Linked DNA regions of Homo sapiens: regions 1 and 3 are each linked to region 2. Evidence: chromatin loops called from intact Hi-C (ENCODE). Cell type or tissue: GM12878. All regions are shown on one strand. Each heading gives the region's core, and the rest is flanking DNA. Links, peaks and the distances in the headings are about the cores only. Region 1 has its middle 33 kb from the start of LINC03055. Region 2 has its middle 61 kb from the start of LY86-AS1. Region 3 overlaps RREB1 (ras responsive element binding protein 1).

Region 1 (10,080 bases), core at 728-8,727, 230 kb after region 2:
AAGAGTACTATGTGCCAGGCAGGGTGTCTGCCCTCTTCCATGGATAGTTCTCGGTCAACATGCTTAGATCCACCGCATTCAAAGATGAGGAAGTCAAGGTTCAGCAGTTTCCATGGCTTGCCCGAGGTCCCGCAGCTAATACCAGAAGGAACCATTTCACTGACGCAGGAGTCAGTAGCCCAGCTCCCTGGGGTGCCCAGCCACCCTGCACCTTGGGACAGGAAGAGGGGCAACCCTGCTTTCTGTGCAGATGAATTCATTCACAGCTCACAATAAGGCTTTGCCCCTGCAGCAAACTCCACCAGGTGAACCCGACAGCTGATCACTTTCATGGGGAAAGAACATCACTTTTATTTTATTTTGTTTTATTTTTTAAAAATTATAAATTACAAAATAGAGACAGAGTCTCCCTATGTTGCCCAGGCTGGTCTTAAAACTCCTGGGTTCAAGCAATCCTCCCACCTCAGACTCCCAAGTAGCTGGGACCACAGGCACGCACCACCACGTTTGGCTAGTGTTTTTAAATTATTCCTGTAGAGACGTGGGTCTCGCTCGTTGCCCAGGATGGCCTCAAACTCCTGGGTTCAAGCAATCCTCCCACCTTGGCCTCCCAAAGTGCTGGGATTACAGGTGTGAGTCACTGCACCCAGCCAAGAACATCATTTTTACTAGTTAAGATACCAGAGGGAGACAAACTGAGTTGATCTGGAAGCTTTCTAGACAGTCACTATCAGAACAAGATGCAAAACCCCAAGCTCTGCTGTTTCTAGATTATTCTTTGGCACATGTAACCTCTGAATCTCTCATGGGAAAATTCAATCCCTCTGCATTTTGCCAACCCTGAAATTGACTCAATCCCATTTTAAATGTTCACTCTCCCACCCCAACCCCTGCAACTTTCTGAATAAGTTAATTTTAACAAGGGGAATTTTGCTTTTCTTGTTAAACACATATGTAAAAGATGAGCTGTCTAATTGGTGACAGGTTATTCCAATATTATTGTAACAAAAACCATAGATCTCAGCTATTGTAATTCTTCTAAAAGTGTATTTTGTTTCTAATATTTCAATATAAATCTTTCAAGTGTTTGAGACACAGTGCTGCCTGCAGACAATTGAGGATGGAATATACAGACAATTAGACCTTACCCCTTGCAGTTCAGCATTCACTTTGGAAATAAAAAGCCTTTTTAAAACATTAGTATTGAAACAAGTTTGGGGGGCAGGTACTTTCCTTTTGCATTTATTTATTTATTTATCTATTTATTTATTTATTTATTTATTTATTTATTTATTTATTTGAGACAGGGATTCTCTCTGTCGCCCAGGCTGGAGTGCAGTGGCACAATCTCTGCTCACTGCAACCTCCATCTCCTGGGCTCAAGAGGTCCTCACACCTGAGCCTCCCGAGTAGCTGGGACTACAGGCCTGCACCATCATATCCCACTAAACTCTTATTTATTTTTAAACAGAATTATAACAGTAGTTTAACGGAGACATTTAAAAATTCACTTAGAATTACACCAATCTGACAAATAAGTTCTTGTTATTTTCCCTTCCAGACGCACACATAATTTCCCACCTCTGCAATCCTATCCTGTATGTTTTCAACACTGCTGAATAAAAATATCATTAGTTTTTGTGCATATTATTAGTAAGGGCTTGTTTCTCCTCCAGCTAGCAACACCTAGTAGCTGGGTATCTATGCATCATATTGGGTGCATAATAAATATGCACCTCAATTCATTTGAGGTGCATCTGATGAGTATTTATGCTTTTAGCTTGGTCACAATTCTTTCACATCCATTATTTCATTTCATTCTTACAGTAACTCAATGAGGTTTTATTATTTTCATAAATGCAGAAAATAAGATAGTAGGTTGTACTGTGGCCAACAGGGACAGCTTTTCTCTAAAGGATCAGGTAGAGAGTGAACTCTGCTGGCCATACGGTCTCTATGGCAACTACACAGCTCTGCCATTGCCCTGGGAAAGCAGCCCCAGACCATATGCAAATGAGTGAGTAGATCAGTGTTCTAATAAAACTTTATTTATAGATCCTGATATTTGAAGTCATATCATTTTATGTATCATGGAATACTATTCTCCTTTGATTCTTTTAGACATTGAAAAAATGTAAAACCACTCTTAGCTTGTGAACAGTACATAAACAGGCGGTGGCCAGATTGCCCCGCCTGTGGGCAGTAGTTTGCCAAACCCTGGCCCCCTGAATTAGGATGGACCATGAAAGAGCTCTAATTGGATTGTTTCTGCTTTCATGGGTGAGAAATCCCAGCCTCCAGAAGGCAGGTAGTTTGCTGTGGCCGGGTAGAACTAGAACTCAGATATTCTGAGTCTTAGTTCAGTGCACTTTCCACACGAAGGCACTGCTTAAAATGAAAGCAAATAAAAAGCCAGTTAAAGAGAAAACTGCAAAAACTGCTCAGCATTTCACCCAAAGACAAGAACACCCCGTACTGGCTGCTCGGCCGTTGCTACTTTTGCAGACAGCTTTTGGCATGCTTTCAGAGGGCTTGAGAAATGATCACTGGTTAGGCAGAAATCGTTCCAAGAAACAGACAGTGACTTTTGCTCTGCTACTTCCTTGCACTATTACAATTTAACTCCTCTTCTGCCTGAGTTATGAAATCCGTAAAATAAGGAAATTGATATTATCATTTTACCGTTTACGATAGTTTCACTCTTTATACCAGCTCTAGCAGTCCAAAAATACAATTCCACTTTTTCTTTTCCAGGTAAGGGCTAGCAAAGTGGTTGCATAACAACCACGACAAAGCAGCTGAACTTTCTCCATCCCTTCTGTTTGCTGGAGCTCTGAGTTTCCCCTAGCCTCTTTCTCTTTGTTCTCTACTGTTTCAGTAGGAACAAAACCTCACTAGCTGGAGGTGATAAGGCAGAGGAAAGGTGAGTCCACCCCTCCCAAAAATCAGACATTCTGACAGCTGGAGTAGAGACCACGGCTGTGTGTGTGTGTGTGTGTGTGTGTGTGTGTGGGTGTGTGTGGGTGTGGGTGTGTGGGTGTGGGTGTGTGTGTGTGATGCCACACTTCCACATGCCTGTGCTCATGGAGAGAAAATGGAGACAGAGTTAAACTTTTGGGAGGAAGGAAAGCAGAAGGAGGCAGGCAGCACTTGGTATAACAGAGTAGAAGTCTACCTAGCCATAAGTTTCACCTTGCCACGTGGGCAGAGAAAAGAACACTCTGGAAGTTCTTTCCTATTCCCTGTACTGTTGCCTCCATTAGCCTCTTACTTGATTCGTTCTCAGTGGCCTGCCCTGTCTCTCCGGCCTGGCTGCCCTGAGTCATCAGTCCAGACAGAAGGCCCTGGGGGCCAAGTCACTTCCCAGGCCTCCCTAGGCCCCTCGTTTGTGCACTGTGTGCTTGGTCCCACCTCCCCTGCAGAGCACCCCACCTGCGTGCTAGTCCAGTGTGGGCCAATGTGTGAGCGTCTGCAGCCTCCCCTCCTGGCCTGAGAGCCCCTGAGACCAGGGACTGCATTCACTGGACCCATCACTGGGTGCCAGCCCCTAGCAAAATGCCTGGAACACAGCAACAGAAACTGTTAAATGTTACAGAGCAAGTGAGCCGGGTTCCAAAAATGAAAAACTGAAAAATAGAAACCCACACTTTCTAATGAAGACTCTGTGTTGGTCACATAGGGCCTGCTGCCCTGGTGGGAAGCTGGACTGAGCTGGGGTCCACTGTGATCTCCAGCAGGGCAGAAACAGCAAGGGCCTTAGGACTCAGGTAATAAACAAGCCCTGACCTTCTGGGGGCGACAAGGATCATTAAGGTTATTCTCCCATTTGCCCACGTTCCACCTGGTGGAGGTGCTCAGTTGGCGAGAATCTTTGGCTCTCCTAAGACCCAAAGGCTTCTGTGAGGTGAGTCAGTGGGGAACGTGGCCTTGTCGACAGAGTGCACTGGCATTACCTGAGATGAGATCCGGGGGGAGTGGCCACAGAAGTGAAATGAGTAGCAAACTACACAGCCTAGAGTCATGCCCACAAGATGTCCTTTTTCCTGCAGGTTCTCCATCCCTAAAATTAACATTGTTACCATCTTTCTCCCACTTCACCCCTCAACTTGGAATATTGTCTAGCAAATACTGCATTGCTGCTTTATTCAGTCACTTTCTTACATTACCACTTTCAACATTTATTAAGCATCTACTATGTGACAGTCACTGAGCTGAGTTCTATGGAGAAAAGACAGAGGAAAAGCAGATTGGCTGCCCCAGAAGCTTGTAGTCAGTCTGGGGAAGTGGAGAAGTTAAATTACCCATTTGTAATCAATAGAATTTTATTAGGCACCTATTAAATGCCAGACACAATGAGAAAGTAGGTTAAATGAAATAATGAAGCCCATAATCCAGTAAAACTGATAAACAAATATGCAAATAGCTATGATACATTATAAGATGCAATATGGTTGGAATAAATGGGTATTAAGCATAAAAACTTCAATTTGCCTGGAGGTTGGGGAAGCCTTCACCATATGAGTTTTTAATTGAGCCTTGGAGAATGAGGGGGAAGCAGTGGGGGCGGCGGGGAGAAGCAGAGGGAGAATTTGGAAGGAGGGGCCTTATGGACCAAGTGTATAGATTCGGTAAGAACCCAGGCCTAAAATACTATTATTTAGAGAATGCCAAGTACACATGGGCTTGGGGGAACCTGGCAGAAAACACGGGAAAGGGGTGCCAGGCTAAAAATAAAATTGGTAATGTACCCCACAAGCAATGGAAAGCCAAGGAAGGCTCTCAGGCCAAGGAATGCAACCACCATGCTCAGGTTGAAGAACAACCATTGACTGAAAGAATTAAAGGTCAGTGTGGGTGAAAAACCAAGTTAAAATTCTAAAGCAAATATTTTGACTCCCATTCAAGTGCTCTTTCCATCACACAAGTCAACCAGGACAAGGCTCAAAAAGAAGCCACCAATCTTTGACCACTGGAAAGTAGCTGGGACCTTCCAAAGGAAGAGATGGGAGGCGAAGCTGTGAGCACAGAAACGTGGGAAGTGACATGTATTCCCAGATAGTGGCCTCTTCCAGGGCAAGGACCATGTCTTACCAATCCGTGCATGGAAGCATCTTGCAAAGGCAGGTGTGAACTCCCTGGGGAGGATTCTCTAGAGAATGAGCAACTGCAGGCTGAGCAGGAGCGTGTGTGTGGGTGTGGAGAGAGGTATCCTCCACTGCGCTGGTCTTTCATGTGGGGTAGCCGAGATCTCCTCCTCACCGCCATCTGCACAATAAGCCTTTGCAATTTCAAAGCACCATCCCACGTTTTCTCACATGTAACTGGCTGGTGGAGCAGATGTTGATGGGGAAGTCCTGCTGAAATGACTAATCACTGTCGACTGCACTGGAAAGAGAACCCAGGCTAGAAGCCAAATAAGGCAAAATGACATCACAGCAGCTTAAGAAAGAAAGGACCATTCATGTCTGACAAGTGTGTGATATTTGCGACTCAGAGCTTTATTAACAGCGACGGGGCCCCAAAGCATTCCTACTTGTCCATCATATAAAAATTTAACAACAATTGGATTCCACAAGTCTTATCAAATACACACACAGACTGTAGTAATTAAGATCCTTCAGGAATTATATTTTACATTTAGTCCTACGTCTAAATTGAAAAAGATTTTCAGATCACTTTCGTGTGCACTGTAGGCTCAACTGTTTTTTGAAACTGCTTTACAATAACACAAATTGTGAGTGTTAACATAATAGATGCAATAATGTCTAATACATTGTTGCTAGGCATTTACAAAAAAGCCAAGCGCTATTAAAGTATGTGGTCAAAAGATTACAATGTAACTGAAGCCACATAATATGTTATAATGAGTATAAATTATGCATTTAATTTTAAAGGTTAGCTATATGTTTAGTAGAGTGCTTTAAAAGCAAAATAATCTGATGACATAAACTTGAGTCATGCAAAAGCAAGTTGGTAAATATCGCAAAATATGATGGAGAACAATTTGGTCTCAGCTCTGGACACCCTAGTACTTTAATTGATAATGTGTCTTCTGGTTTTTTGGTTTAGGATGTTTTGGCATAAATGAAAAAAAGCAAATCAGAAACTTGTTTTATTCCAAGCAGCTGGGGGTGTAGATCTTGACTGTAATAGGCCACAAGGGTCCAGTTACACCAAGACCCTCAAAGAATTCCAAACCTTATTCAGACTGGGCATGCTCTAAGCCACCTGGTAAGGGTCACTCTGACACAAAACCTAGGATTCCTCTTGTTCCAGAATCCCTGAGCTTACCTTGGAGAAAGCAAGGGTGTGTGTGTGTGTGTGTGTATGTATGTGTGTGTGTGCACGCATGCCCATGCACACCCATTCCTCTTTAACTCTGCTTTCTTAGTCAATTGCAATATCCCGCCAAGGCCATGTTAACTCCTCCCTGCCTCTAATGTGGCTCTTTCCTACTTCCACCCAGTGCTTCTGCGACGTGGTTTATCTGCCTCCTTTACGGGAGACAGGGCATTTCAACTGGTACTAACCCTATCAACCATCCCTCCTCACCGGTCCACCTCCCCGTCGCCTCCTTCCAGCGGCATCTCCTCACCCTGCCTCATGCACTGGGGCCACCTCTGCCAGCTTTCCATCATGCAGACACCTCCTCTCCCGCCTCTTTCTTCAGCTTCCTGCCTCTCCTTGGAGAAGACATCTCCTTCCTCCTGCCTTGTCTCCCCTGACCCCCACCATTCAGTGGTGACGATGGGTGTGGCCGTCCTTCCCTTTCAATTCCAGTCCGAGTTCTCTGCCAGTAAGTGGCCTCTCCCTATGCCACCCATGTAAATGACACTTATCAGAGTGTTTCTGCATCATACCCAGCCTGGCCACTGCCAGCGCTCACCCAAGCCTAACTCAGCACCTGCTCCCCTAGCAAATCACAACCTTTCCAAGATCCACCTCTCCCCAGGGGCCATCTTGTTCCCTAATAACCTCCAAATTTCTGATCTCTGTTCTCACAAGGTCCTTCAATTACTCAACCTCTTTATACAACTGGCAGCCCTTCAACCCTCTCCTGGCTATACCGCCAACTCATTCTCTCTGTAACTCACAGCCAGTGCTACTGTTGCCCTTATCAGAGCTCTGCATTCCTCCTACCAATGCCAGTATTTAGCCATGATGGCCAGGTCCCACTCTCCCATTGGTTATGAACTCCTGCCTTAAGAACTCCTAATAGAGTCCACTGTGTTGGGAGTACTGGGTACCTGAGCTGTGTGGTGATACTGAGTTGGGGCGCTCCTGGGCACCACGGCCTCCTCAAGTCCACATGCAGGCCCCTGTGATGGGAGAGAGGCCTTGTAAAGACCCACTCTGCAAAGAAAGGGAATGAGGCAGACATGCCCTAGAGATGACAGAGCCTGGGCCAGTGCATGAGGAGCTGCCAGACAGCTTTCAGGTTCCCATGATGTCAGCCTCCACTTCCTCCTGTTGAGCTCCCCGTGGGTCCCCTGACACCCTACAACAAATCCCACTTCACTTAAGCTAAGTAGGTTTTTGTTTCTCGCCACCAAGCCATCCTTGACTGAGATACCTTCAACACAGCTGCGGGGTCGTCCCTCCCACCCACTTGCTCAGTCTTTTCCCCTGCGGAATCTGCTTGCCTGTTTCTATTGATACAGGCACACACCACACAGAGCCTTAATTTTCACTTGAACAAATGCTGCCTGGCTTTGTCCCAAAGAGAACAAGAGGCAGCCCCATGACTTAATCACACAACAGGTGAGCCAGTCCGTGCCAACGTTTACACCAACTTGTCTCGGACCTGCTGGAGTTATCTGCCTGCCGGAGTTTCCTAACAAAAATCCTAATCACTGGCATTAAATTGTGGAATATCCCAGAAGTTTGCAGCACCCCGGCTCCACAGCAGCAGGAAGCACTCCGGCTTTGAGGGTAGAGTTGTATGCGGAAGGATGACCACAGGGTAAAATGTGTTCAAGCAAACATTCTTCATCTCAAATCACTTAGAACTTCAGCAATAAGATGAATGGTTCCTATGGCAATGGATAAGCCCCAGGTGCCAGCAGAAGACTGTAGCTTTCTCAAAACTCCTTAGGACAAGGGTACCTACTCTCTATCACCCCTGTGCACTGGCCACATTTCTTCTTTCAGCTTTGGTCAAAAGTAAATGTTCTCTTGCACATTTTATGACATTGTCTAGAACATTCTCTTCTGAGACAAATTCACTTCTTTTCCTCTTGGGGGTTTCTGAGTGTACGCTATCTCGTTGTTCCTAAAGATAGGATGCGCCTACAACAATTTTGGATTTTTCCTGTCCAGTGTTGCAGTTTGGGGATATGGAAGGAGGTTGTTCCCATGTGTTTCATTTGATTTGGATCATCCTGTCTTCCTCTCGCTCTCCCTTGCCCTTCACTCTTCCCAAGCTCCCATCCTGTCGTTCACGTTCAGATACGACACGAACCGTCACACAGCTTGTGGATGTGAATGCATCCTTTTAGCAGCACCTCTAAATGAAAGGGGCACACTCGGGGAAGCACTCAGTTCTAACAAATGGAAGGTGGTCTTCCCCGCTGGACAGAATAGACTGCTTTGAGAACCCAGGATCATGTTACACAGTGATGTCCACTGTGTATCCTTTCCTGCAGCCTGTCCTTTGAGGGGCCACACTTTGACATAAAGACTGGTATGCCACATTAGAAAGAGCAAAAACATGTTCTCTATGTTCTTTTTTTAAAAAATTTTCTGGTTGATTCACAGAAGCAGTAATGACCATATGTATAGATATAGCTTCTATGGTACATATTTTTTAATGTGAATAAGAAATAAAGTGATACTGATGGGAGCATGATTTGCATTACACATATTGTCTTAGTCCATTTTGTGCTGCAATAACAAAATATCTGAGACTGGGTAATGTATAATAAACAGGAATGTATTGGCTCATGATTCTGGAGGCTGGGAAGTCCAAGATTGAGAAGCCAACATCTGGCAAGGCCTTCTTGAGTCATCCCATGGCAGAAGGCAGGTGGTAGGGGAGCCCTGACTTGTTTTTTTAATAAAGAACCCACTCCCAGGATAATGAACCCACTTCTGAGAAAATGGCATTAATCCATTCATGAGAGTGGGGCCTCCACGACCCAAACACCTCCCATTAGGCCCCATCTACAAACATCACTGCATTGGGCTTCAAGTTTCCAACACATGAGCTTTAGGGGATATATTGAAACCACAACCCTATCATGCTTGGTTTTATCATGATCACAAACAGGCACTGGCACTGTGCAAGGAAGAGAAAAGGCTGAGTGCATTCATAGGCACGTTTGGTTTAAGTGGCCGATGGTCCAGGCGCCATCTTGCTTCTCTACTCTCCACTGGGGGCCATGAGCTTTGTTTGCTACAACGTACTTTCCTTATTTGTAAATACATGGATTTTTATTTCCCATCTTGTATGCTGTATAGGCTTTCTCCTGTGATATTTAGGATTGTTTTTGCCCATTTTGATTAAACAATTCAGTTTTAAGTTTTCAGTAACAAAATATATCAAATACCTTTACAATGGCAATGCCTGCAAAAAACAAATAATTTGTGGGAAAGTGTCTCCCTTTTTTAACCATTGAAATAATTATTTTTTTATCAAGTTGACACTTAAGGAGCCATGAAAAAGAAATAATCATTTTTTAATTTAGATTTTCATAACCCAAGGTTTCTTGGGAATGTAGCCATGGCCTTATTGCAAAACAGAGCATACCATGAAATCTCAGTTATCCAGAACGGCATTTTCTAGTTAAGCAAACATTGGATGTACTATATGCAAAGAAGACTAAGTTAGCAGTCAGGATACCTGACAATCTATCAGGGCATCACTGCCAGACAGAAATACTGCGTGCAGAGACTGTTCCTTTTGTTCTAATTCTCTGTACGTCAAGCTACCACCTGCCCACGTCTCTGGCATAGCACAGCAAGATCAGCCCACTAGATGGAAGGGCCTTGGGCAAATGACTGGCCCTGATTTTTAAGCCACGTTCCTTCCAGTGGAAAATAATTTCACTAACCTAGAAAGGTATTCCGAATTTATTAACT
Region 2 (10,080 bases), core at 999-8,998:
TCCAAGTGACTTCTCATGCCCAACCAGGCAGGGACAGGATGGCTCAGTCCCCTGCATAGAAACTTCCAAAGTTCTAAAAGAGTCTTACAGCAGAAAGGAGTTCAGTGCCAGGCCTAAATTGATTCCTTTAACAAAACCTGTGCAGGTTCTGGCTTACAGGACTTGGTTCCAAATGTTGGTTTGGAATGTCACTTCCATCAAAACAATGACTCTCAGGGTGGGTGTGTTTCCAGGATTCCCTCAAAAGACAGTTGAGCCCACTCTCATCCTCCCGCAGAGCCGGGAAGCCAGGGAAAGCCTGGCACATTGGGGAGACTGAGTCAAGTTCAAAATGGCCAGAGAATTGATGAGGAGGGCCAGGAATGGAGAGAGAAGAGAGAGAAAGTACACAGAGGCCCATCAGATAATGAAGGACTTTGGAAGCCACTTTAGGAGTCTGGACGTTACCCTGAGATAATGGGGTGCCATGGAAGGATTTTAAGTAGAAGCCCCACTGATCAAAAAGGCTGAAACTCTTCTCCCTTCAAAGTATTGCAACAGTAGAAGTAAACTCTGTGGCTGGTCCAGGGCCTGGAGCTGCAGGGGTTCTCGGACAGCATAGGAGACAGGGAGAGCAACGAGGGCCCTGGGCTCCCTGCCAGGGTGGGCAGGGAGGGGAGCCCCGAAGCTCTTGGTTTCAGCATAGGGAGTGGGAGAGGCCGGAAGGAGAGGCCAATAAGACACTTCCCAACTCAGGGAGCTCTTTTTAGGTGGGAGGCTATGTTTAATGCAGGTGTTCCTCAGGGGATGTCTGCATCCTGCTTTCTTGAAAATGCAGTTTCCTCCAAGCCTAGAAACTACTATCAGTCCAGACATGATGGCTACACGGCAGTGGTCATACAAAAAAAAAAAAAAGAAAGGTGCAAGATGTGCAAGATGGAAAGAATGGATCTATTTTATGTGGGACATTAGTTATCTGTAAACGTTTGACAAACACCAAAGGCTGGTGCCCTGCAGGCCACAGTATATTGATTTCTCTTTATGCCCAGATATGAACTGCATAAAACTTGAAGCCTGTGGGAAGTAATTTAAGGTTAAAATATTTTTATGATATAATAGTGTTTTTCTAAAAGCAAAGATAGTATAAATAAATACACCTGCACACCAATGATAAGGTTAAAATTGTATATTTAAATATATTAATAAATCAAGCCATAGGGCAAACCGAGAGCAATAAAGGCAACACAGATCCCTAATCATGAGTCAGTCAGCACTGCAGCAAACAGGCAAGGTGCTCGGACTGAAATATTTTCATAAAAGCCATACCAACTTTGCACAAATGAGTTTTTATTCTCTAGACAGCACATGTTATAACGTGAGCCTTTTAATTTTCCTCACTTTTCATTTATTTTGCTTTTGCTCTAGACAAATGCCAGGATTAACAAAAAACATTCTTTCTACATTTATTAAAAAACAAAAATATATTCAGAAACCTAGGCTTACAATATTGGAACTTCCCCTCTCAAAAAGCAAGACAGCTTCTTAGCTAAATTGCAAAAACATTGGCAGGCTTCCATGAGATTTCAAAAATAGTTAAATAGCAAGATGGCCCACATATTTTTCCATGAATACATTAAAAACAGATTGATGACTATTGAAACATGAAACATAACTACTACCATATTTTATGGAATCCAAAACTGCCTTGGTGTAAGACACACTGTTATTTAATGAAGGACTAAGAAAATATAAACACTGACAGAACTCTATCTGTCACAATGTTTTATCACTTAGACTTTTTAAAGCATATTACAAGAGCTCTTTTAGGCCTAATTGAACTTAGAATTTATTCATCATATATCACTCTTCTGCATGAGCAGAAAAGCAAAGATAGGTAAATCACTGGGTTACAGTATGCCTAAGACTTCACAGTCAGCCTCTAACTCTTTGGAATCACTCTTTGATTCTGGATCTTTTATATCCATGTCTTCCCAGACACTGTTGAACCTCGAGCCATCAAGAGCTTCCAGGAGGGTTTTGGTGAGGCCGTATAGCTTTGAAAAGTGCCAGACAATTGTCTTCAGGATTTTCATCTAAGCCTCTGACACCCATCCTCTGAGCTTTGATGTTCACACAAAGGCCACGGCAACCATGTCACACAGCTGCGATGGGAGTATGGGACCCGGAGATTTCAGAGTGGTTGGAGCAGAAGAAAGCATTCCTCTTAGAATCGGTGAAATACACTCAAATGTAATTTTTACTTTTGTGGTCTTCCACTTCCACTTTTCCCCCCACCTCCAACCAGATACATTTATATACATCTAAGTCCAAAGATAACTCAGGGAAGGAGAAAATTCTGACATCTATAATAAAAAGTAGGAAAAAACACATTTAAAAAAAACATGGCAAACCTATCATTGGGGATTATTGCGTCAGTCTACACTCCAGAATGTCTCCAGCTGGTACACGGTGTAAATTAGCACTGCTGGAAGCTAGGAGTACATGTGGGTTAAGAAGCCTGGGGAGGCTCAGGGCAACAGAAATAACACAGGCGCTGGGGTCAGCCCCAGCTGGGAATGGGTGGCGGCTTTCTCATTTAACTTGCCTGATGATGTCCATGCTACCTAACCTCTCTAAGCTCCAGGCTGCTCATCTATTAAAAGGATGATAATAGTACGTGTCTCACTGGGTTGTGATAAGAAGTAAATCAAGTCACAAATATAAAACACCACCAATAAATGCCAAATATATTTTGGTCCCCCCCCCATTTATCCCGTCCTCAATAAACAGCCCCAGACATCACCCAAAAGCTGAAAATAAATCAGAACCACTCAAAAACAAAGAAACAAAATTGAAGCATGCTTTTGTCTGTGTATCACTGAGATTCATGAATGGCAACTAATTCTCTCATATTTTTCCACCAACACAGAAAATAGTTACAGCTCAACATCGGGAGCAACATCTTTGGGTTTTTGACATTCTACTACAAATGGTGATCTTTTAAAGAATAGTATATGAACATGATCCAAGTCTGTTGAGAAGTGAGTTCAGCCACAACCTTTGGCATTCTTGGATGCAGTCAGACTCTTCCACAGCAGTGGCAAGTTCATGCCTGGGCAGACAGTTGGTGAGGACACAGCCCGATCCCAAGCCCAGCTCACTCCCAGTGGCTTCTCTCCCTCCCTTTCTGTGGGCACACCAGCTACAGTATTCTCCTGCCTGCCCCCAAATACAATGCCTCCACGCAGGGCATGCAGATGCAAACCTCTGCCTTCCAGGAAACCCAGCAAAACTTCCTCCTTGGAGTTGGTTCCAGTAAAAGGTGGAGCTCACCCACAGTGGGCAGGAAGTTGAAAACACAATCCCAAACTCAGCAGCGACTTTCTTCTGAGGCCCTGGTAGCTCAGTTAATCATTTCACCTTGGTTTTCCATCTTTCTAATGGGAGTAATAGGCTTCCCTCCTCTACAAGTATGTTTTGAGAATTAAGTGTTTGGGGAATGTGGCTGTTTTGTATGCTCTGGTGGGTGGAACATTGAGAGAATACCAAACACTACTGTGGCGTATTTGTGGTGAACTGACAGCCTGACCCTTTAGTAAACCACATTACTAGGAATCGCGTCCATCACTACTCAAGGCTTTTATAGGTTAAAAAAAAAATCATGGCCAGGCGCGGTGGCTCACACCTGTAATCCCAGCACTTTGGGAGGCCGAGGCGGGCGGATCACCTGAGGTCAGGAGTTCGAGACCAGCCTGGTCAACACGGTGAAACCCCGTCTCTACCAAAAATACAAAAATTAGCTGGGCGTGGTGGCAGGCACCTGTAATCCCAGCTACTCAGGAAGCTGAGGTAGGAGAATCGCTTGAACCCGGGAGATGGAGGTTGCAGTGAGCCGAGATCACGCCACTGCACTCCAGCCTGGGCAACAAGAGCGAAACTCCATCTCAGAAAAAAAAAAAAAAGAAATCATGTAGTAGATGATTCTCTCTCTCTCTTTACCTCTCTCTTTATCTCTCTCCCCACCCTTTTCTCTCTCCATCTCCTTTCTTTCTCTCCCTCCCTTTCTCCTCTCCTCTTTCCCCATCTCTCCCTTCCTCTGTCTCTCCCTTTCTTTCTCCCCCTTCTCTTTCTCTTTCCCTCTCTCTCTCCTGTTTTTGGTCTGTGCAGGTTCATGTCTCCTCTGTTGTGGTAACAGCACTCCTTTCCTCTGGGCTTTTGCAACACTCTCCCCCACAATACCTCCTCCAATCCCTCTCCTATTTGGGGACCCCAGGCAAAGACCCAGGACTCAGGCCTCCCTGGTTATAACATCCCACCTGCCTCAGCCTGGGTTTCCCCCAAGGCAGAGCCTCACCAGCAGGTAGCTTATTAGAAAGAGGGCACAGGGATCAGGGGCGAGGCAAGGAGCAAAAGTCAATAGACCAATGAGTTAATAAGTCGGCCGCCAAGGTGGATGTCTGGGGGAAGATCTTGCCAGGGTTGTCCCAGCAACCTACAGCGTGCACCTTAGAACTGTCTGCCTGAGGGAAAAAAGGCAGGAACATTTAGCCATCGGCTCCTTCCCCTAGCTCCTCTGCTCCTTATTTCCAGGTAAAGCACATACGAGTATTGGGTGGGTTGTGCCCGTGTCCCCCACCAGAGTTTAGGAGAACTGCAGTAGGAGGCAACCCAAGTCAAGGTGAGCCACTCAGGATGTGACTGATGCCATGGCCAAGATGAGAGATAGTTCTGAGAAAATGCAAGACTTGTACAAAAGCTGTCCAGCGCACCATTCCTGGGTATTCTTCCAACAAAGGCACTTCTTAGAAAGCTGTTTTAACCTTATGACACTTTTAAAATTATAGCATTTCAGAATCCAGGAAACTTGATATAGCTCAGGGAGAGTCCCAGTGCACATTAACATATTACATTCTCTAAAAAGTTCTGCAACTTCTTTATCTCAAACGCTTGTTCCCCATGGTTAATCATCAACCAGAAACAGACACTAGGTCATGCTGCAGGAAAGCTTCCATAGAAAGCAGCAGGTAAGCAAATTTCCTTCAGATACTTTTGTGCAATTGATTCAAAGAGGAGGGTCAGGAATGCCATTTCTCAGAGGAGTAAAGCTCATTCACGCAGAAACAACCTGATACCATCAACAAGAATGTCTATATATTGAAGGTCAAGAATAATGAAAAAACTCAGTGATAATATACACCCTGTTTGTGAGGCACTCATCACATTATGGAACATTCAGGCAGTCCTCACCTTGCATAGTTCCCAAACGCACGAATTTTCATTGCCCTGTGGCAACTGAGGTTAAATAACACCAGCCCCCTAACAACATGGTTCCAATTTCAGTCACCATTAACTGTGAGTGATTGCATGGGGGACAACCTCTGCTGCTTGCTCTGCAGTCCACAGACCACCACGTAATAACAGATGTGCATCATGATCAGTGATTAACCGCATCACGTCCTTCAGTCCTTCCGTGTTATCAGTTCCCACACAGACAGCAAAGCGTGTGGTCGTGCTGCTCTCTTGGCTCCCAGTGACAAACCCACGTGACATTTCACAGAAATGAATACTCAAGAGAGGTAGGTAGCCAATGAAGAGGAAAGTATAGCAAAGAAACAAAAAGTGAGAATGCAGGAGGTGAAAGTTGACTCAGACGTAAACGAGTTTAGAGAAGAAAGAGCTGATGGTGGGAAAGTTGATGCTGTTGTCTTTTGAGAGATTCTGGATGTGTCTTTTGAGGGACTCAGGATAAAGATGCTGGCAAAAACTTCATATTAAAGAAACTCTTGGAGATATTTCACAGCACTGAAAGTGTGCAGGACAAAATGTAGGAAGCCTATCCAAATATAGAAAGGAATGTGACAATTTGCCAAGGCATAGAAAAGATGCCTGGTCCATACTGTAAGTTTCACAATGAGAAGGTGGCAAAGCCCTTTTCAATTTACTCTCCATAAGTCTTTTACAAAGAAATAAAACACTATTTCTCAATGTTTCTCATTTTTTAAATTATGACAGGCTAAATAAGTATTCAATTTGCTATCTTTAAATGTTCTTATACATTTACGACCAGTAGTAAAACAGTTCTTAACACTTTAAAAATTTTTTGAAGATTATGAAACAATCATAATTTTCCTTGTTGCTTCTTAAAATTGCTTCACAGTTTCAACCTGCACAATCATTTCTTCAGTCCCACACTTTCGTGCAAAGCAAAGACTTTACAATGCTGTGATGTTGTAAAGAAAATTCCCGTTGTCCTACTCTGAATCATTTGACAAATGCAACTGAACCCACCACGATGGAGTTGTGTAATACCAAGGTTACATGAATCTTTCTCTCACATAGTTTGCAGTTGAGGAAGAGGGATGGCAAGTCAACCAACATAATGGTTAAGGCTGACATTGATTGATAGCTTTCTGTGTGCTGGGCACTGTGCTGGTCCTTTTGTTACAGTGCATTGCCTCCAAGGTGGAGCTTTAGGAGGGGGATGATAATGAAAACTTCGGAGACCATGGGGACTTCATCCTTTAGAGCTTGGGTCCTCGTGCCTGTGTGTGAAGAAAGGCCCAGCCAGGAAGGCAGCGTCCCTCTTTTCTGCCCACACCTACAGGCTCCCAAGGCAGGGCCAAGGTGGATGTGAGGCCTGAGACGGGAACTCAACACAGCAGTCCCCTGTCATAAGGACAAGACTGGAAGTTGGCCAAGGTTTGCCAGCATATCATCGCATAAGATGCAAATGCCCGGGGATTCTTCTAACGTGGTGTTAGGCAGATGTACTTCATATCTTCTCCCTGTTTATCTAATTTCATGAAGGCACATTTCAGGAGAGTAAGCTGCCGCAAAGGGTATACATTGTGCCTTGGAAAACTCCCGGGCATGAAAACTATAAACCAGCCATCCAAATTACCTTCACATTTAGGAAATCATTACTGTTGATACGATGTGTCTTTGTTGGATCGTTGTATCTTGGCAGTCTCTTCGAGCCTGTGCTTTTTAGCCTTCTCTCCACCTGTACTTTTAGGCATTGCTTACTTTTTTATAGGCAAAAAGATTACATATGTGCACATGTGTGTGGCTACATGTGGGTAAATATGTATGTATCGGTAGGGGTACTGTATTAGTAGCTGGGGCTGCCATAATAAAATACCACAGATGCGGCAGCTTACACAACGGAGCTTTATTCCCTCGCAGTGCTGGGGGCTGGAAGCCCCACATCCAGGTGTGGGCGGGATTGGTTTCTCCTGAGGCCTCCCTCCTGGGCTTGCAGATGGTGTCCTCTCCCTGTGTCCTCACACCGTCTTCCCTCTGTGGGTGTCTGTGTCCTCATCTCCTCTTCCTATAAGGACTCCTGACATATTGGATTAGAGCCCATTCTAATGCCTTCGTTTTACCTTAATTATCTTTTTAAAGGCCTCATCTCCAAATACAGTCCCAGTCTGAGGTATGAGGAGGTTAGGGCTTCAAATATGAATTTTGAGGGACACATTTCAGATTATAACAGATACATACATATGTATATCCTATAAATGAAAATGTCAGGACGGATTTTAGAGATACAAGTTTTTACTTAATTATGATCCCCCAGCGATCTCATCTCCTCTTAGTCTCAATTTTTCTTGTCTAAGAGAGGGTGCTCCTACCCACATCTTCAGTCCAAATCCCTCTCCTGAAGGTCGGACCCGCATTTGCAGTGACGGTGACTGGACATTTTCTCCCAGGTGTTCGTCAACACTTTCAGCCCTACAGGTCTGAAACAAAACTTACCCACCTCCAGTGAAGCTCGTCCTCCTGGCCTTTCTGCTTCCTTTTTAAAGTCCATCCCCCTCCAGGCCTCCCATTACCGGCTGGGAGCCCCGCCCCTTCCTGGGCCTCCTCCTCCGGGGCTTTCAGCTCCTGGCTGGGAGCCCCGCCCCCTCCAGTCCGCCTTTCCAGGCTGAGAGCCCCGCCCATTCCAGGCCTCATCTCCTGGCTGGAAGCCCCGCCCACTCCAGTCCTCACCCTCCAGGCTGAGAGCCCCGCCCATTCCAGGCCTCATCTCCTGGCTGGAAGCCCCGCCCACTCCAGTCCTCACCCTCCTGGCTGGGAGCCCCGCCCACTCCAGGCCTCACCCTCCAGGCTGGAAGACCCGCCCCTCCCGGGCCTCCGGATCCTGGCTGGGAGCCATCTCTGCCTCCTGCCGCTTCCTGCACTCCTGATCAGGTCAGTGGCCAGTCACAGACCTCTGAAATGTCCTTCCTGACTGTTAGCTCCACAGCATTCCTACAGCTCCCGCCGCAGTTCCGCCCTCCGGAGGGTTCCAACAGCAGCCCAGTGCGCCTCCCCAGCCCCAGGCTCCCTCCACTCCAGTGAGCCTGCACCTGGCGCTCCCTGGCACACATATTTTCCATTGCTCTTCACTGCCAATTAAATGCAAATTTCTCATCGTGGGGTTCCAAGTTCTCTGTATTTGGTCCTCTTATCCTGACAGCTCTACCCTCCCCAGAGCACTACAATCTGGCCAAGAGCCTCACCAGCCTATTCCCCCGAACCATTGTTTTATTTATTTTAGATTCAGGGGTATTTGTATGCAGGTTTGTTACATAAGTATATTGCGTTATGATAAGGTTTGTGCTTCTGATGATGATCCAGTCGCCCAACATAGTACCGGATAGTTAGGTTTTCTTCCATTGCCCCCCTCTCCCTCCTTCCTTTTGGGGTCCCTGGTGTCTGTTATTCCCATGTTTATGTCCTTATGTACCCAGTGTTTAGATCCCACTTATAAGTGAGAGCATGTGGCATTTGGTTTTCTGTTTCTGCATTAGTTTGCTTAGAATAACGACTGCCAGCTGCATCCATGTTGCTGCAAAGGACATGATTTCCTTGTTTTTTATGACTGCACAGTATTCCATGGCCAAAAAAATGTGGTATAAAAATATGTACCACATTTTTTTAATCCAGTCCACAGTCGATGGGCACCTGGGTTGATCACATGTCTTCACTATTGTGAACAGTGCTGCAATGAACATACGTGTGCAGGTGTCTTTTTGGTAGGACTATTTATATTCCTTTGGGTATATACCTAGTAATGGGATTGCTTGGTCTAATATTCATTCTATTTTAGATCTTTAAGAAATCTGCAAACTGCTTTCCACAGGGGCTGCATTAATTTGCATTCTCACCAAAGTGTGTAAGTATTCCCTTTCTCCTCAACCTCTCCAGCATCTGTTATTTTTTGACTTTTTCATAATAGCCATTCTGACTGGTGTGAAATAGTACTTTATTGAAACCACTGCTTTAGAAAGTGAAAGTCCTTTTCAGGTTTGTTTTTCATTCACTGGCAGAGGTTGCTGGCCCAGCAGGGGTTGTGCAAACTCTGTCTTTGTTCCCCTGTATTTGCCTTCCTCTCCCTTTTTCCTTCCTTTCCCTTTCTCAATACACACACACACACACACACAACATGTACAGAAGGGCTCTTATCTGAAATAATCAATAAATATCAAGGACGTGAAGATGTCATGCAAGGAGCAAAGGGGGAAAGTAAACATAAGGAAAATGTACAAAACCTAATTTTTCACCATGTAACCAGCATGGGCTTTAAAGTCTACACAAGACAGACTACCACAAGCCTCTGCCCCTGCAGAAACTGGATAAATCCTGGAGAATGACTATAATCTCCATGACACAAATTCTTCCTCAGAAGGAAGGATCAAGGCTTCTGAATAAAAGGGCTAGGAAAAGAAATTTTCCTGAGGCTGCCAAAGGCAAGTAGGATTCTTTTTCAAGGTCAACAGGCATTAGAAACAGAAGACATACACAGTATGCCAGAAAATTACAAGATTTCCCTCTCCTTGACACCAAAGAGTTAAATATAGAAATGTGCATGTGGACAGTTATTAGGAGAAAGGAGAAAGGGAAGAGAAGGTGGCCCATTTCCTCCCTTGGCCAAAAAGAAAACAAACAACTTAAATAAAACAATAAGATGCTATCATCATGAAACACTGTGCATGTGTTGGCCAGTAGGCTATTAATACACAGCACAGCCTGGAGCTTTGCTGAACATGGAAATGCTTCCAGCCTTTTTGCAACACTGCCTGTATGAACACTGCTAAAAATATTGGTGGGATATAT
Region 3 (10,080 bases), core at 1,445-9,444, 470 kb after region 2:
CCTCCTGAGTAGCTGGGATTACAGGTGTGCACCACCACGCCTGGCTAATTTTTGTATTTTTAGTAGAGACGGGGTTTCACCATGTTGGCCAGGCTGGTCTCAAACTCCTGACCTCAGGTGATCCACACACCTCGGCCTCCCAAAGTGCTGGGATTATAGGCGTGGGCCACTGCGCCTGGCCTGGTTGGTTTTTTTTTTTTTTTATTCTTTTTTCAAGGTTATTTGCTAATTTTATTCTTCTCAGTAGTTCCATTTTATAGGTAGAGAACACTTCAGCACTCCATGGTGCTATACCAGACTCTTTCTTGGCCTTGTTATATATTAATGGACATTTTCATGGAAATCCCAGGGTTGAAAACTCCCCAGAGTTGCTAATACCTGCTACTGGTTCTCAAGTGGTTTGATATTATATACATAAGTGTGGAGCATTGCTGGACCCAGGTTTTAATAATCAGATTAATAGATACATTTGAAACATTGTCATATTAGCTTTTAATACTACTGAATTTAAGTCTTCTGTGCACTTAGGTTTGCTGTAACGCATGGTTAACATATATAGGTTGGTATAAATTTTTCTGTTCCTGATTCAGATAGGGTTTTTGTGTGTTTTGGGTTTTTTCTCCATAAGAGAAATTGTTCCCTTTGAAATTTTAATTAGTTTTGAAATTAAACTATAGTTGTGCATATGCATGGCAGCTATACCTCCTGATTGCTATGCTGAAGGTAGAAAGTATTCTCTTGTTGTATAGACATTGGTCATACTGTCAGGCAAGGGAAATGCCACTAATTTCTGTTTCTTGAATTGCATACCAGAAATAGGAATTCGTTGTCTGACTGTTAGATGCTCAGGGCAGATGGAAAAGTAAGAAAAACCAGGACTTCCCAGGAAGCAAGTGGCAGATCTGTGTGCTGACTGTTTCAGGGTGGGGATGGCACAGAGGGGGCTTGCAGGAGAGATGTGGCCGAGGGTGGAAGAGCTTGTCTTCGGTGCCTTGTGATAAGCGACCTGCAGCCTGTTGCAATGGCGACTGCATTTGAGATGGTGTGCTTGTAACATCCGCCGGGTAGGCGGAGCCTCAAGGACACATGTTGAGAGGTTGGGGTGGTGGAGCCAGGAGGTGCAGTGAGCGAAGCATCCAGGCGTGGATTTGAACAGCTGCTGGCCGCCCGGAGATCAGCCTCCATGCATCAGTCATAGGCACAGAGAACTCATCCGTGCGGCTGGAGGCTGAACATGGAGAAGGAGGGAAGGGAGCTGCTTTTTCAGTTAATACTCTTGATGCTTCCAGAGCAGTTTAAAGATACTGCGGAAATTTGTTGGGTGGTTCATTGTTTGTTTTAAAAGCTTTGCCCCCTTCACGTAATCCTATCTTTTATTTAATATAAATGCAATCAGTCTGCTTTAAACACTGACTAAAATTGCTTTTACTAGATATTGTATTATGTATAAGGGGGGAGCTGAGGCCCAAAGAGAAGAATTTGATCAATTGATTTAAGGTTGTTGGAGGATTGAAATGTTACTTGATTGCTGGTCTTATCCAGGATTTCAAGATTTCAAGGAAAAGTGGACAATGCCTGCTTTTATCTAAGGGATTTCAGCAGTCATATGATCTACAAACCAGCCCCCAGGAGCAGCAGGCCCTGGCAACCTCTGTGCTATGGAGTCCACGCAGAACAGGGACTTCAAAGTGCTTGGGGTGTGCTGGCTTGGGAGTCATTTCGCTGAGAACTGGTTTTGGTCATGGCCTTAACATCTGCATAGATGTTGCACATTGCAGGCACATGACACTTGAATGGGCTGAGATTTAGGTGCAAGTTGGTAGAGCTTAAAGGGGAGGTAACATTAGTGAGGCCAATGGGCAGCAGCCCCACTGCTGAGCACACACTGCAGTTCCCTGCAGGGTCAGGGAGAAGGTGGCCTTGCCAGGTTGAGGCTAGGAGCAGAGATCATCTTGTTAAGTTCTCACAAATCAATTACTGACACGGGAACAGTGTGTAAAAGTCTGAAACCACAAATCTTTTTGGACATTTTGGCTGTATAAAGCATATCATTTATAAGCTCCCAGGAATTTACTTATAGTTTGAGTGTCTCTTGTGATGAACAGGACTATGGGGGAGAAATAAACCAAGCAAGTGAAATCACAGAAACTATGTGAAATCACTTTTAGATGGCTTTCGTTTTCAAAACGTTGGATATTCTCACTATATTTCCCTTGTAGGTACATACACAAGGACATTGATTTGAGGATGCATTATGAGTTTTAGAAAATCACCTTGCTAAATAATAGGGAGTTCTGGGGCTTTATGGGAGAGTGATAGTAAGATGTGATGCTGAGTTTTTTAGCTGTGTGTATAAGTCCACTTGGTATCTAATTGCACATTATTCCTGTTGTTTCCAGTATCCTAAGGGAACCTCTCTCAGTGTTAGCTCCTTATGAAAAGTACAGAAATAATCCTGTTTTAGGGTGTACATGATGACTTTCTTGGTCTCTCTAATTTCTTATAAGTGGTGTATTACATGATTTTAAAAATAGACCTTCACTAATGTTAGATCTTTAGGTTTTCATTATTGTTAATTGACTTTTTTTATGTCTCCTGAAAGACAGAAATGAAGAAAATAATCCACTCACCAAAAAACCCAACAGTTGCTGAATAGCTATGAAACATATGAAAGAAATTCAGCCTTTAGCATTGGGGCCTTTTTATTATTCTCAAGTTTGATTTTACAGCTGAGCTATAAATGTGACCAAATGCATCACATGAGTGTTTACCTTTTTTTTCCTTTCCTTTTTGGCCACATGGAAGTACCTAAAGAGATGGAATGTGACACACCCAGAGAATGAGGCACTGGAGGGGCCTATGAACTTGAGAAGGCCAGGAGCAGCAGGGTCCCTTCATCTCAGTGCTTAGCTTTGCCAGTGCTAAGTGGGAAGCAGAAGTCACTGAGCTCCTTAGCAAGTGAGTTTTTAAAATGTGTGTGTGTACACAAAGGAGTTGTTCCAGTGCTCTCTGTAGAAAGTGCTAGAGAGAATTCTAGCAGGAAATTCCACCACCTTTGAGATTAGTTGTCAATCCCACTAAAAGATAGCCCTCCAAAGAAGTGCTGCTTTGCTCTGCAGACCTGAAAGGTCCTATGCGATTCTCTTACATACTTCTTAGTTCCCTCTCCCCAATTCTTTTAATTTTGTGTATTTCATGAATTTTGTAGTCTTAAGTTGTTAATTGAGGTGTTCTGGATTGTAATGTGTTTTGGTGTGTGTGTGTGACAGTGAAGGAGGTATTAATCTTTGTGAGAGGGTTTTTTTTTTTTTTTTTTTTTGAGGAAAATATTTTTAATGTTTCATTCCACAGTCTGGTAAGTTGTATACTGTTGACAGCTCATTACCTACATGTTAAACTGCAAAATGTTCCTAGATTAGTAGAACTATTATTTTTTTTTAAAAAAAGTAGCTTTGTGGTTAAATTCTGATGCCCTTAAAGAGATCACTTTCTCCTGTTTTGGCAAAACAAGTTATCAGTCCACACGTGATTACATAAATAAAATTGAAACCCTTTACTCTTGCTCCTCCCTACTCAATTAAAGTCAAGGGATTCCAGTAGTGGTATACACACACACACACACACACACACACACACAAATCCTCCAATGTATTTACTTTTCACATTTTTAATACATTTTAGCGGACTGAGCTTTCTAAATTATTAGCAACTAGTACATAATCATGTTGCAGTAAATAATTTTTTTAGTTAGTGAGAAACAGACCGAAAATAGGAGGTTAAAAACAGTTCATCTGTTTTGGTGAATAGAAGTGAATGAGAGTAGGGTAGAAATTCTGGCTGATTTTATAAAATATCTCAGATCTGTTTGATAGGTTGGGCTTAAGACTGATGATGTGGGCATCCTCTTTATAATGAAGTCAGGCTAAGCGAAGCTATGTTGAAGTATCAAACAAAGCCTGAAATCCCAGTGGCTCAACCCATAAAGTGCCGTTGCTTGTTGGTGTAGAATCCTCTGCAGGTCTGGCAGCTCTCTAGTATAGCTCCCTTACAAGTGGTAACCCAGGGATCCAGGCTGCTCTTGTCTTATAGCTACTCTGTCATTACACATGCTTCCAGGTTGCCACCACAAGGAAAGAGCTAGTGGGTTACATACTGACTTTGAAAGGCTGCAGTCTGGAAGTGATGGCTGGTACTTGTGCTCACAGCTCATTGGCCAGGACTAGTCATGTGACCTGCCTGACCACAAAGGTATACGGTTGCCAGGAAATATGGAAGAATATGTGGATATTCTTTGAGCAGTGAGCATCTTTGCTTTATTCTCCTTTTCCATTTCATCTCCATAAGGTTCTCTATGCACATAAACTAGATGAAGCTTAGGCCTGAAGCCTAGAACATAATGACACTTTGGTTCTCAAAGTGTGGTCCCCAGACAAGCAGCATTAGCATCACCTGGGAACTTGTTAGAAACACAGATTCCTAGGCCCCACTCCAGCCCTGCTGAATCAGAAATGTGGAGGTGGGGCCCAGAAATCTGTTATCATAAGCTCTCCAGGTGCATACTAAAGTTTGAAAATGACTGCCCAGTGGGAGTACAATGTTTGTAGCACCTGTTGAACTCATCACTGGGGACGTGAAGGACTAATAGACACTTGCTAATGTGAACGTACAGTATGTGTGCTCAGGTGTGAGCATGTATATGATAATAAAAAGCACTGAGGGATGGTATCATGTGTGCCAGACAGGTTTTAGCACTTTATAGATTTGACTAATCTATTTCTCAGAACAGTCATATGATTTCAGTATTATTATTGTCTCCATCTCACAGATGAGGAAATTGCAGAACTGAGAGGTTCCCTAACTGTCTAAGGGTCAGGCCACTTACCACTGCTGGCAAGTGGTAGAGGCAGGATTTGCGATGTGGTTCCAGAGCCTACTCCTTAACTACCATGCAATTCCGCTTGTTCATCTTTGGGTGGTTACCCACCGGGCCTTAAGGTAGTCTTTTCATTTTTTCTTGAATGGAGACAGTCTGTCAGAGTTCGCAGGAAGTGTGGTGTGCTGGTGACAGTTCACATTCCAAGTTAAGCCCCCTTACCACGAGCTTCATTCGTTGGTGGTTTACGTGTGGGGGGTGCTGGTGACAGTGTTGGTCAATACTAGAGGGGCATGGCTAGGCAGCAGCTGCCCAGTCATTTAAAACTGAACAATAAATAGAACGGGGTTGTTAGGGGCGGAACGAAGGGGCCTAGTGGGAAGTGGTTTCTCAGAGGGAGATAGTTCAGTCGCACTAGAAGAATATTTTCTTCAGTTAACCTATGTGTAATTTTCAGGCTTATGAGAAGAAAGGCCCTGTTCTCATCACCCTCCCTTTTGATTCTTCTTTGGTCTTTTTCCATCATCCATCTGCCTGCCCTGAGATGCTCATCTGAGGCCTGATTCCATCAGGTGGTCTGAAGAAGGTTTCTATGAAGTCTTTATGAGCTGGACTTCAGTTTTGTTTTGTTTGTTTGTTTGTCTGAGACAGAGCTTTGCTCTGTTGCCCAGGCTGGAGTGCAGTGGCACGATCTTGGCTCACTGCAACTTCCGTCTCCCGGGTTTAAGCGATTCTCCTGCCTCACTCAGCCTCCCGAGTGGCTGGGATTATAGGCCTGTGCCACCACACCCAGCTAATTTTCATATTTTTGGTAGAGACAGGGTTTCACCCTGTTGGCCTGGCTAGTCTCGAACTCCTGACCTCAGGTGATTGGCCTGCCTCAGCCTCCCAAGGTGCTGGGATTACAGGCGTGAGCCACAGCATCCGGCCAGGACTTAAGTTTTAATAGAGAAAATGTGTTTTCCCTTCCAAGAAACCTGATAAAATAGTTTCCTCCCCTTGCACTTGGGAAATCCAGATAGAGTTAGATGTGATTTAATCTTTTGAATTTTGAACTGATTGAAAAGGATTTTCCAAGTGACATTAAGAACTTGCATCCTTTTAAATTTTTTAATTATTAACTGCATTTTCTTTCTTCCAGGTGGGTCTATTATTTGTTGTTGTTTAGGTGTCCTTTGCTGGCCCATGTATTCCCTTGGCTTCTTTGTCTTTTGTGTTCAGCAGACTAGAACTGAGACAGCTCCTTGGCAGCTCTGTCCTGGACAGTACCGGCTTTAACTCTAGGTAGAAGATAAAGATAGCATCACCCCTTTCGGGTTTCATGTTGGCTGGGAACAGCTGCTAAGCTTTGTATAACTCACAAAGTAACATTTCATTCCAGATTTGCTGAAATTTTTAGTTTTCTGCAAGCCAGGGCTTAACCACGGGGTTTTTTCTCATTCACACTTAAGAGTCTAGACTTTTCGTTTGAGAAGCAGTTGCTTGTCTTGGAGTTTAGTAATTGAAGGGAACAGAGGTGGGAGAGGGAGGAAATTATTTGCATAAGTTGTTTTAAAGCTCCGTCCACTTCCTTTCCCTTCATCACTTTAAATGGTTTAATTTGCTTAGGTACTTCAGCAGAGGTGTAGATAATTGAGGTAAATCTCGAGTCAAATCTAAACAAAAGAAAGAACTGACCTAAAAAAGAGCAACTGAACTCACACTAATTGAATCACAGATTTGCTCAGACCAATCTAACCTGTGAGGAAGGCCAGGGAACACTGTGCCCTTGATGTGCTTTTTGCCTCTTAAGAGGGAACACCAGCCAGTCCCTTGTGGCTCTCCCAGCCACCTTCCGCACTGAGCCACATCTGGGTTAGAGCTGCAAAATTCACCCTGAAAAAAATGTGAAAGCCATTTTGGGTTGGACATTTGTAAAACAAATTTTTTCTCCTTTTGGAGACCTGGTGCCCTTGGTATTTGTATATAGAATCCACTTGTTTATTCTTGAGGAGAGCAGCTATGTGTGTGAATTGGGCATCCGTTGGAAGAAACATAACAGGCTTGCCTGTAACAGCTGGAATATAGTTGCAGCCCTTTGAAATAAGACAATCTTAGTTTTCCTTCCTTCTCCTTAGCCAGCCATCCAGCGTAGGAAACAGGATGCTGTGTACGTACCCTGAGTAGGAGGAGAGGGTTCCAGAGTGCCACTTGGCTGCTCCTGTGTACCCATTCTTGTTCAAGAGCACCTTGAGATCACATGGTCTTAAATGCCAAAGCTGACCAAGAGCTGCCCCTCTGTTCAGCTTCGTCGTCCCTGGCTGTTGGGGAGGACTTTGTCTGTCTGACTGCCGCTGGGCTGCCTTGCCCCAGCTCCCTGGGGTCCTTTGCTCCGTAATCCATCAGCTCTTCTTTTCTCTTCTTCTTACTCATAGTATAAGACCCGACTGCCCATTTTTTGGAGATGACTAATTAATTAGTAAAATATTTGGCTGGGCGCGGTGGCTCACGTCTGAAATCCCAGCACTTTGGGATGCAGAGGCAGGCAGATGGCTTGAGTTCAGGAAGTTGGAGACCAGCCTAGGCAACATGGTGAAACCCTGTCTCTACCAAAAATACAAAAACTTAGCCAGGTGTGGTGGGGCGTGCCTGTAGTCCCAGCCACTTAGGAGGCTGAGGCACAAGAATTGCTTGAACCCGGGAGGTGGAGGTTGTAGTGAGCCAAGATCGTGCAGCTGCACTCCAGCCTGGGCAACAGAGTAAGACTCCATCTCAAAAAAAAAAAAAATTGAGTGCCTACTGTGTGCACATGTACCCTGTGTGACCATGGGCCAGGCACAGTGGTTCATGCCTGTAATCCCAGCACTTTGAGAGGCTGAAGCAGGTGGATTGCTCGAGCCCAGGAGTTCGAGACCAGCCTGGGCAACATAGTGAGACTCCGTCTCTCCAAAAAAAAAATAAAGTTAGCATGGTGTGGTGGTGCGCACCTGTGGTCCCAGCATTTGAGAAGCTGAGGTCGGAGGGTTGCTTGATCCTGGAAAGTCAGGGCTGCAGTGAGCCATACTCCAACCTGGGTGACAGAGCAAGACTCTGTCTGTCTCTTTGGGAAAAAAAAAAAATCCAACTTACGAGTTCTCTTGTGCTCCCTCTCCACTGTTCCTCTTTGCTCTTTCATCCCTCCTGACTCCAGAAGAGGGCTCTACCACTCGCTGCTAATGCCTTCACATTTGTCTGGATTCCTGCCTCCTGGGGACCTCATCCTTGCCAGCCCCTGTTGCTGTGCCTGTGCCCTACCAGGGGTGTTTTCATGTTCTCATCAGTGACCCTGCTTAGCCCTGAATATCATCAGCCGGCTCATGCCTGACTTCTCTGTGGAGGGATTCATCCCACGTGCATTCTTCAGGGTATGAATCCCACAGGACCAAGACCTTCTGGATCCCTTTCCATTTCTTCACATTCAAGAATCTCTGCAAAAGAATGTAGCCTAACCCCCCTAACAATCTAAAACTTCTTCCCAAGCACCATTTAGTGCCCCAGGACACTTGCCTGTGGCCAGAGCGACTCTCTTCCTTTCTGCCCTTTCCATTGTCTACCCCACCTGCCTCCCCTTTGAAAGTTGTTCAGGTTTAACTTTCCCTCCCTATTCCCTTTGTTCCCGTTTGTAGGCAGGTCTCCCTCCCCTGCAATCCCATACCATGTTCAAACAGGTTTTCTTAAAACTCTTACATCACTTTTCTCAGCCTACACCCCCTACTGCCCCAGACCCAACCCCAACTCTCCCACCTCCTGTAATTTGCCCACTCCACACACACCCTCTGTAATGAGGCCCCTGCCCTTCAGCAGGACCTGGCTCCTGGGCTTCTTGTGGTACTTCCTGGGTATCAGCTCCCTCCAGCCTCCACCTCCATACCCTTCCTCTTACACTACCCCAGTCCACTAATCTCTGCTTTTTCTAGACCTAAAATTAGAATTGTATAGACAGCACTTAATTCTCTTACCTTCCCAAGCTTTCTTTTACCTCTTACCAAGTGGTAAGCTTATGGAGTTCCCCACCCCAACCTAGTAGTGGATCAGGAGTTACTAATTGAAGTAGCTGACATACATTTTTATCATCAAGAAATATTTGAGGGCCTAAAGTAGAGTATTTCACCCCCAAATCATTTGAAGGTAGATTGTGGGTCCCATTTGTTTATTTTTTTCAGACTCTTTTTTTTTTAAACCTTGATAGCTTAAAGGCCAGGAAAAAACTGATTAGTTTTCATCTTCAAAGGACACAGGATAAAAGAAGGACTGAGCCAGCTCACCCCTACCCTCCAAACACCTTTAAATCACAGTCACTTTTCCCACTCCCCTGGTTGTGACTTTTGAATTTTATAGTTGATATAATCCCTCCTTTTATAGCCGATTTATGCACTGCAATTTAAGTAAGCAGAAATGTTCAGTGCATAGGGGGACTCAGATTTAATGATTGTTGACTTAAATTTAAAAGGATCACTAAGGCCCCTGTACCTCTTACTTATTGCAAAACAAACATTCTCCGTAAGACCACCCTCTATTCTGTGACCCCTTTGAGGTTCCTAGGAATTGATAGGTTGTGGGCCATGTTTACACCCACAGGAGGACTTCTTTACAGAAAACCTCCCCAGCATCTTTGATGGCCTAGATGTGTTCACAGTCACACTGAGAAAGTTTTAACCTGATAGTCATCATTCAGAAACTAACTCGAATCCCAACATCATTCCTGGAATAACGGGACAGCCGCATAGATGGGGCTCACAAGGATGTCTCCCCTCTCGTTCCTTTCCAGAGGATGAGTTCTGTTTTAAAATTATAACTGTTTATTACAGGCACTGGGCGGATTGCTTTAGGAATTGATTTAACGAATGTTCACTGGGTTATTGCCTTGTGTCAATAATGTTTTGAGTGAAATATCAAAACGCTGATGAGATGGTTTATCTCATCTCATCTTTACAAGAAAAGGGAAGGTTAGAGGATTTGGTGTTGCCAGTGTTTTTACTTATTGTTGGTGGCCTGCCTGAAACTGATGGCAGTAGTAAGTAAGGAAAAAGCCTGCCAGTCTCCTTAACTCTCCAAAAGTAGGATTAAATCTGCTGAGGGTCAGACCACTGCCGTAGTTCTGTCCTTTCCTGGAAATCATAGATTCTTTTGAAAGGCTGATCAAATTTATGGACTATTTTCCTAAAGCTGAATACTGTCTGCATTTTACA

What was found. A loop is a pair of places that touch in the nucleus more often than their neighbours do. Peaks named below come from ENCODE experiments on the same cell type or tissue, not always from the same donor. Only the 100,000 strongest peaks of a DNase experiment are listed, where the experiment ranks them.
Region 1: it touches region 2 in a loop (9-fold over the local background); 5 of 110 quality-filtered maps call a loop at or near these places.
Region 3: it touches region 2 in a loop (10-fold over the local background); 3 of 110 quality-filtered maps call a loop at or near these places.

Annotation. Positions count from the first base shown.
Region 1 is chr6:6,913,419-6,923,498 of GRCh38, forward strand. No RefSeq gene overlaps it. Among named protein-coding and RNA genes, the nearest start is that of LINC03055, 33 kb to the left of the region's middle. RefSeq lists an enhancer at 5,384-5,433. In GM12878, for the core only: a CTCF peak has its summit at 1,930; a DNase peak (open chromatin) is centred at 5,273; H3K4me3 peaks cover 317 bases; H3K27ac peaks cover 386 bases.
Region 2 is chr6:6,679,159-6,689,238 of GRCh38, forward strand. No RefSeq gene overlaps it. Among named protein-coding and RNA genes, the nearest start is that of LY86-AS1, 61 kb to the left of the region's middle. In GM12878, for the core only: no CTCF peak of the experiment used is centred there; DNase peaks (open chromatin) are centred at 5,473 and 6,303; H3K4me3 peaks cover 754 bases; H3K27ac peaks cover 2,566 bases.
Region 3 is chr6:7,149,808-7,159,887 of GRCh38, forward strand. The region is part of intron 1 of RREB1 (ras responsive element binding protein 1); the gene reads left to right. Among named protein-coding and RNA genes, the nearest start is that of RREB1, 47 kb to the left of the region's middle. RefSeq lists a silencer at 990-1,155 and an enhancer at 6,640-7,306. In GM12878, for the core only: no CTCF peak of the experiment used is centred there; DNase peaks (open chromatin) are centred at 4,934 and 6,394; H3K4me3 peaks cover 3,440 bases; H3K27ac peaks cover 7,234 bases.